2 separate regions of the Homo sapiens genome follow, and region 2 is linked to region 1. The links are chromatin contacts, found by Hi-C or POLR2A ChIA-PET in ENCODE. All regions are on one chromosome and are shown on one strand. The core of a region is the stretch at or near the end of the contact, and the rest is flanking DNA. Distances in the headings are between cores, read along the strand shown. Region 1 overlaps ETF1 (eukaryotic translation termination factor 1). Region 2 has its middle 11 kb from the start of SNHG4.

Evidence for each region. Hi-C counts contacts between places; a loop is a spot of excess contacts on that map. ChIA-PET counts read pairs that join two places held with the same protein, here RNA polymerase II (POLR2A). Pooled maps may share reads with other maps.
Region 2: a loop to region 1 is called in a pooled map, with 8 times the contacts of the local background. The contact joins two enhancer-like sites. A Hi-C loop is called at or near these places in 6 of 50 pooled maps. POLR2A ChIA-PET finds 5 or more read pairs at or near these places in 5 of 52 experiments (GM10248, GM12878, HEK293 and 2 more).

The regions. Positions count from the first base shown.
Region 1 is chr5:138,503,461-138,506,320 of GRCh38, reverse strand. ETF1 (eukaryotic translation termination factor 1) reads left to right here. Exons shown (of 11, transcript NM_004730.4): 11 at 1-226. Among named protein-coding and RNA genes, the nearest start is that of ETF1, 38 kb to the left of the region's middle. Within about 2 kb of position 1,365, at least 12 of the 41 ENCODE cell types and tissues checked have a DNase peak (open chromatin) inside an H3K27ac peak, as active enhancers do.
Region 2 is chr5:139,261,132-139,264,121 of GRCh38, reverse strand. No RefSeq gene overlaps it. Among named protein-coding and RNA genes, the nearest start is that of SNHG4, 11 kb to the left of the region's middle. RefSeq lists an enhancer at 1,398-1,467. Within about 2 kb of position 1,346, at least 6 of the 41 ENCODE cell types and tissues checked have a DNase peak (open chromatin) inside an H3K27ac peak, as active enhancers do.

The DNA of each region.
Region 1 (2,860 bases), core at 116-2,615:
TTTAATCAATGTGTTCTCTTCGGTGATATATATTGCATTATATATTGATGTGTGTATCAATATATATTGATATGTATTACACTTACACATACAAACACATATAAGAGGGGGTGAAAACCGTAGCCTTTGCATTCTCTATAGCCTCTGCAGAGAGATACTAAGCAGCAAAATCTTGGTGTTGTGATGTACAGAAATGGAGAAGAGTATTAAACCATATTTAAGAATATACTTTGTGTGCTTGAGATTTTTTAGGACTGGTCTAGAAAGGCCTGAACTGTGGAGACAGTTCTCCAAGGCATACCTCAGATTAGTCACGGCCAATAGCATTTCAGCCTTGGGTTTGAGTTGTGTTTACTACATTTGTCTATGGAAAGGTATATGCAAAGTTTTTCTGAGGTCATGATCCCAGAGTTATGCTAGAAGAAGAAGGTTCAGGTTGCTGGGGCCAAACTAATTTGTATTCTCCCCCATTCTATATGCATGCCAAAGGGAATCTTGCTTTTTTTTTTTTTTAAGGTATGTTAAGTATATTATCCCATAACCCAGCATCCCATGGAGGTAGATGGTGTACCCAATTTTACAGGTGATGAAACAGAACAAAAGAAGGTTAAGTAGCAGCTCTTTAGTGATAACACCAAAATTTTATCCCAGGCCTTATTCCAAAGTTCTCTCTGTATCTGTCTTTGAGTCCTATAATAGAATGGTCCAGATGGAATAGCAGAAACTAGGCCTGGGCCCTCTCTCTCTCCCACGCTCCTTCATCTTACATACCTTACACTGGGTAGGAGAGTAGTAGCCCACCCAAAAGCAGGTCAGGGGCTGGTCCAGAGGAGCAGGGCTCCTAGGCCAGGTTCAGAGCAGAAGAGGATTTGTTTTCTTTGTTTTCCCCCAAGGTTGAGGTGCTTAAAGAGCCTCTTTGGTAGTTTAGGAAGCCTAGTTGAGGAGCCAAGGTGGTGCATGGTTTGCTTTCTCCAGGTTTGAGAAAACTGTTTTAAGTAAAATTGACCAGTAATGGCACTTGGCGTACTTTTCACCCATTTTCTTACCTGATCTAGGTGATAGCTCTGACGACGAAACTCAATTACCAGCTGGGAAGGGGCGAACATGCCTGTGCTGGTGGAAGTGTAATTTTCCCTCCTAATGCGTGTCTAGGTGCTGTTCTTGAAGACAAAATTGTTGGAAGGCAGCACAGTGGTGCAGGATATATGGGCTGTGGTCCTTGCCTGTCTGGGCCTGCAGCACTTGCCATCTTTTGTTCTCTGGCTCCAAGACGCATGCCATGACACTCCCAGACAGGCACGGTGGATTTAGGGCTGAGAGCCAAGGTGGAATTTAAGTTTCATGCCAGCTTCTCCTTTGTTGCCAGCTTGAGTGAATGCCAGGGGATTCCTGCCTGCCAAGTCCAGCCCTGATGGGACTGGGTCTCAGGGGACCTAGGAACTGAACAGCCAAGTGGTGTGGGAGCATCCGATTAGAGCTAGGGAAGCAGGGCACAGTTACTTGCTTGTTTTGTGGCAGTTTGGGTGCTGCAAGTTGCTGAGGATGTGGCTGAATAGCAGGCACTAGAAATAACAGGTGAAAACAATTCACCACCTAAAGGGTTCTCTGTAAATCAAGTCTAAAACCCTGTCTGGTGAATTCTGTTTCAGATACAGCCATCTCCAGGAGTCCTTCCCTGAAACTGGCAGGCTTACCTGGGGCTTAGCTAAGAGCCCAGAACCAAACAAGGGAGTCAAGAAAAGCTCTGGTTCTGCTGGGCACCATGGCTCACGCCTGTAAACCCAACACTTCAGGAGGCCAAGGCAGGTGGATCACCCGAGGTCAGGAGTTCAAGACCAGCCTGACCAACATGGTGAAACCCCGTCTCTACTGAAATTACAAAAACTAGCCGAACAGGTGGTGGGCGCCTGTAATCCCAGCTACTCAGGAGGCTGAGGCACAAGAATTGCTTGAACCTGGGAGGCAGAGGTTGCAGTGAGACGAGATGGCACCACTGCACTCCAGCCTGGGCGACAGAGAGACTGTCTCGAAAAAAAGAAAAAAAGGCTCTGGCTCTGCAGTTAACTGGGTTTGTGACTTCACAGTATCAGGCAGTCCCTGAATCTGAAGTGCCGTGCCAGCCAGCTTCCCAGGAAGCTATCAGGAGAGTGCAGTAGGAAGCAGGATCTCTGAGGTCTGAGGTAGAAATCCTGGCGCCACCTGAGAGGCTGGCAAATTATTCCATGTCTTTGAGTAGCAGTTTCACCACCTGTAATAAGGATTAAATGGAGTAAGGCACATGAAGGCACTTAGCAAGGACTGGGATGGCAGCTACTCATGGTTCTTCCTCTCCCAACCTTGGTCCTCTGGAAGTGGCCAGGGAAAGTTTGTGCTGGTGACCACAAGGTGGTGGTATAGAGTTAAGGATGCTGACTGGAAGAAATTTGCTTCATCTGAAGTAGGGGGGATTTCTGACAAGCATTAAGAGGTGCCTGGGACAACTTGCTTTGCCCTTAAATTTTAGGAAAGTGGAGAGGGCAGTTTAACAAAGGAGTAGGGATGAGTGAACGGAGAGGAGATCCCAGGAGTCTCAATCCAGCTCTGCCCAGTTTTCTTACTCCTTATTCTGGGCTTTGAGCTATCCGTCTGTGAAGTAACTATAGTCACTGACATTTGTTGAACAGTTATGTAATCCTTAGAAAAACGTAGTGAGGGAGATGCTGTTTATATCTTCCCATCCACGTTCTACTAAGTGGCAAAATCTGGGACTCAAAGTCAGGTCTGTTTGGTTCCAAAGCCAGTGCAAATGCAGGTCATCCCTACAGAGTGAAATAAAACAGCATGAAGAAGGGCTTCCTGGGGGGCCCTTGGCCCCAAGTAG
Region 2 (2,990 bases), core at 97-2,596, 760 kb before region 1:
CAGGGTGGTAAGAGATGAGGTTAGAGAGATTAAGGGGGTGGAGTCCAGACACCAGACTTTATAAGGAAAAGAAGTGATATAATGCAGATGATATACCATGATATAATAATAATACCATACAACAAATTTATTATGTTGCTGCAAAACAAATTATCCCAAAACTTCAAGAACTTAAAGTAACAAATGTTTATTTCATACAGTTTCTGGGGGTCAGGATTGGGGAGCAGCTCAGCTAAGCTGGCTCAGGGTCACTCATGAGGTTGTAGTCAAGCCGTCCACTAGGGCTGCAGTCATCTGAGGCCCTGATGAGGGCCAGAGGATCTGCTACCAAGATGGCTCACTTGGCTGTTGATAGAAGGCCTAGTTCCTTATCACATGACCTTCCACAGCACTGTTCACTACATGGCAACTGGCTTGCCCCAGAGTGAGTGATCAGATGACAGAGTGACCAAGAAAGAAGCCACAGTGTCTTTTATAACCTAATCTTGTATGTTACATATGATTACTTCTGTCATATTCTATTGGTCACACAGACAAACCCTGGTACCATATGGGAGAGGGGATTTACAAGTGCATGAATATCAGTACATGGACAGCATTGGGGATGGATCATCCTGGAGGCTGGTTACCACACTGGCTTGTAGAAAATTTCCTCAGAATAACCATTTCTTCAAGAAATACCAACAAATATGTGGCCCCTAAAATACTAGAGTTCCCAACCCTATCTGGGTTGGAGCCTGAACGAGGACAGTCCAAAGAGCAGGGGCTTCAAAAACTGCTGAGAGTCTGAAGATTTTATTTCAATTCTGCATGAGCATGCTTTTTTCTTCAAAGCCCCACTTCCTCTAGGCCTGGCCTCATTATTTCATTCAGCCAATTAACTCAACTTGTAATAATCTTAGTTAAACCTGCAAATTAAAAAAAAAAAAAAGCAAAAGAAAAGAAAAGACAAAAATAAACCCTTTGAGGAAATCTATAGAACTTCAGAGGCAGCCTGGACCTCTCTCGGTAATTTAACCTTGAGATGACACTGAACTTTGCGAAGGGCAGAGCAGACCCACCCATCCCCCTAAAATCCCTAGGTCTCTTCTTGTCGAAGAGAGGCATCTTGTCTAGTCTAAGAAGAATGACTGAGGACAGACTATTTGCTCTGTCCCGGAAGGCCAGTACTGGATTTATCCAGAAACAAAAAACATGGCTCTCCTGAGACCCAGGGCGGGCCTCTTGCCCAGCCCCCACCAGACTCAGCCTTGGCTGTGCAGCCCATCAGCCAGTTTCCTAAGCTGAGCAGCAGATGGCATCCCAGCCTCAGGAGCGAGCAGCTGAGGTTTCTAGAAAGAGCAGCATCACTGTAAGGAACTCAGACTGCGGCTTGGCATCTGGGAGCCCTGCCTCCCCAGCTCCCAGCTCAGGGAAGTTTCTGCTCTGTGCCTACAGATTAGGATACTGTTAGGCCAGTGTCTCAGAGAGTAGGGCCTGAAGCCCCTAGTCAGGAAACAGATGGTGAACACAGGGTCTTTTCTGAGAAAGATAAAAATCAGTGGTTTCTGCAATTATATAAGCACTAAAAAAAATTTTTTTAAACGAAGAAAACCAGTGGCTGCTGTTCTCAGACAGGCTGTTTTTCCTTCACTTGCCCTTTGCTTGAGAGGGTCCACAATGACTATATCTTGGTCTGGGGGCTGGCAGGTCCCTGGCGGGAGCCTCCTGGGATGGCCAGATGGAGCCAAAGACAACTTGAGGGATCAGTGGGCTACTGAAAGCATCTAGGGAATTCCAAGGGTTCAAAATTGAATATTTTTTTTCCCCTGATGACCCAAATGAAGAGCTATACCCCAGAGCTGACCGCCAATGACGCAGGCAGGGCTCAGTCCTGCAGGCCTTGTTTCTGTGCCTCAATCTTACTCCCTCTCCTTATGCTCCTCCTCCTCTCTGTTCCATTTTTTCTCTCCTTCCTTTTTCCTCTATCATTTCTATCCTTTTACGTCTTTCACTGTGTGGCTCTATTTCTTTCTTCTGCTCCAGTGTAGGAAAGAAAGCTGATTACCAAACTGCCTCGGCAAAGTGGCCATGGGCATTGAGCCACACACAATTCCCTGTCTTTAGGGACTCAGACCTTGTCTATACTTGCCTCTCTCTCCCTTCCTCATTTCTTCCCTCCCTGCTGCTGATACCTGATGGCCAGTCCCAAGGAGACCTGGACAAAGAGAGGTCCAGAGGTCACCAAGAAAATCTACTCTCCCCCCACAGAACCTGTACTCCCTGCTTTGTAGCTCCTGACAGGAAATACTCCAGAGGCTTCCCAGTAGGGCTGAGGTCCACTGAGCCTCCTGTTCACTGAGCACTCACTGTTTGCCACTAAAATGTGAGCTTGAGGGCAGGGCCCTGTCTACCTTGTTCACTGCTATACCCACCATATCTAGCACACAGTAGATACTCAAGAAATAATTGTTAAAAAATAATGAGTGGGGGATGGAAAGATGAATGTTGAGCACTGTATTAAGTATTAGGGGCACAGGGCTGGGCGTGGTGGCTCACGCCTGTAATCCCAGCACTTTGGGAGGCCGAGGTGGGCAGATCACAAGGTCAGGAGATCGAGACCATCCTGGCTAACATGGTGAAACCCCGTCTCTACTAAAAATACAAAAAATTAGCCAGGTGTGGTGGCATGCACCTGTGGTCTCAGCTACTTGGGAGGCTGAGGCAGGAGAATCGCTTGAACCTGGGAGGCTGAGGTTGCAGTGAGCCGAGCCAAGATTGTGCCACTGCACTCCAGCCTAGGCAACAGAGCGAGACTCTGTCTAAAAAAAAAAAGTATTAGGGGTACAAACATTAAAGGTGCAATCCCAGTCCATAAAGAGAAGAACACCCAGACAATCAGTCACCTATGATCTGGAACAGTAACTATGAGAATGATGGTGGTAGAAGCTGCAGCAGTGCCTGAGTATGTGCTGTGAAGACAGGGAATGCTTGGTTCACTCACTAATTCA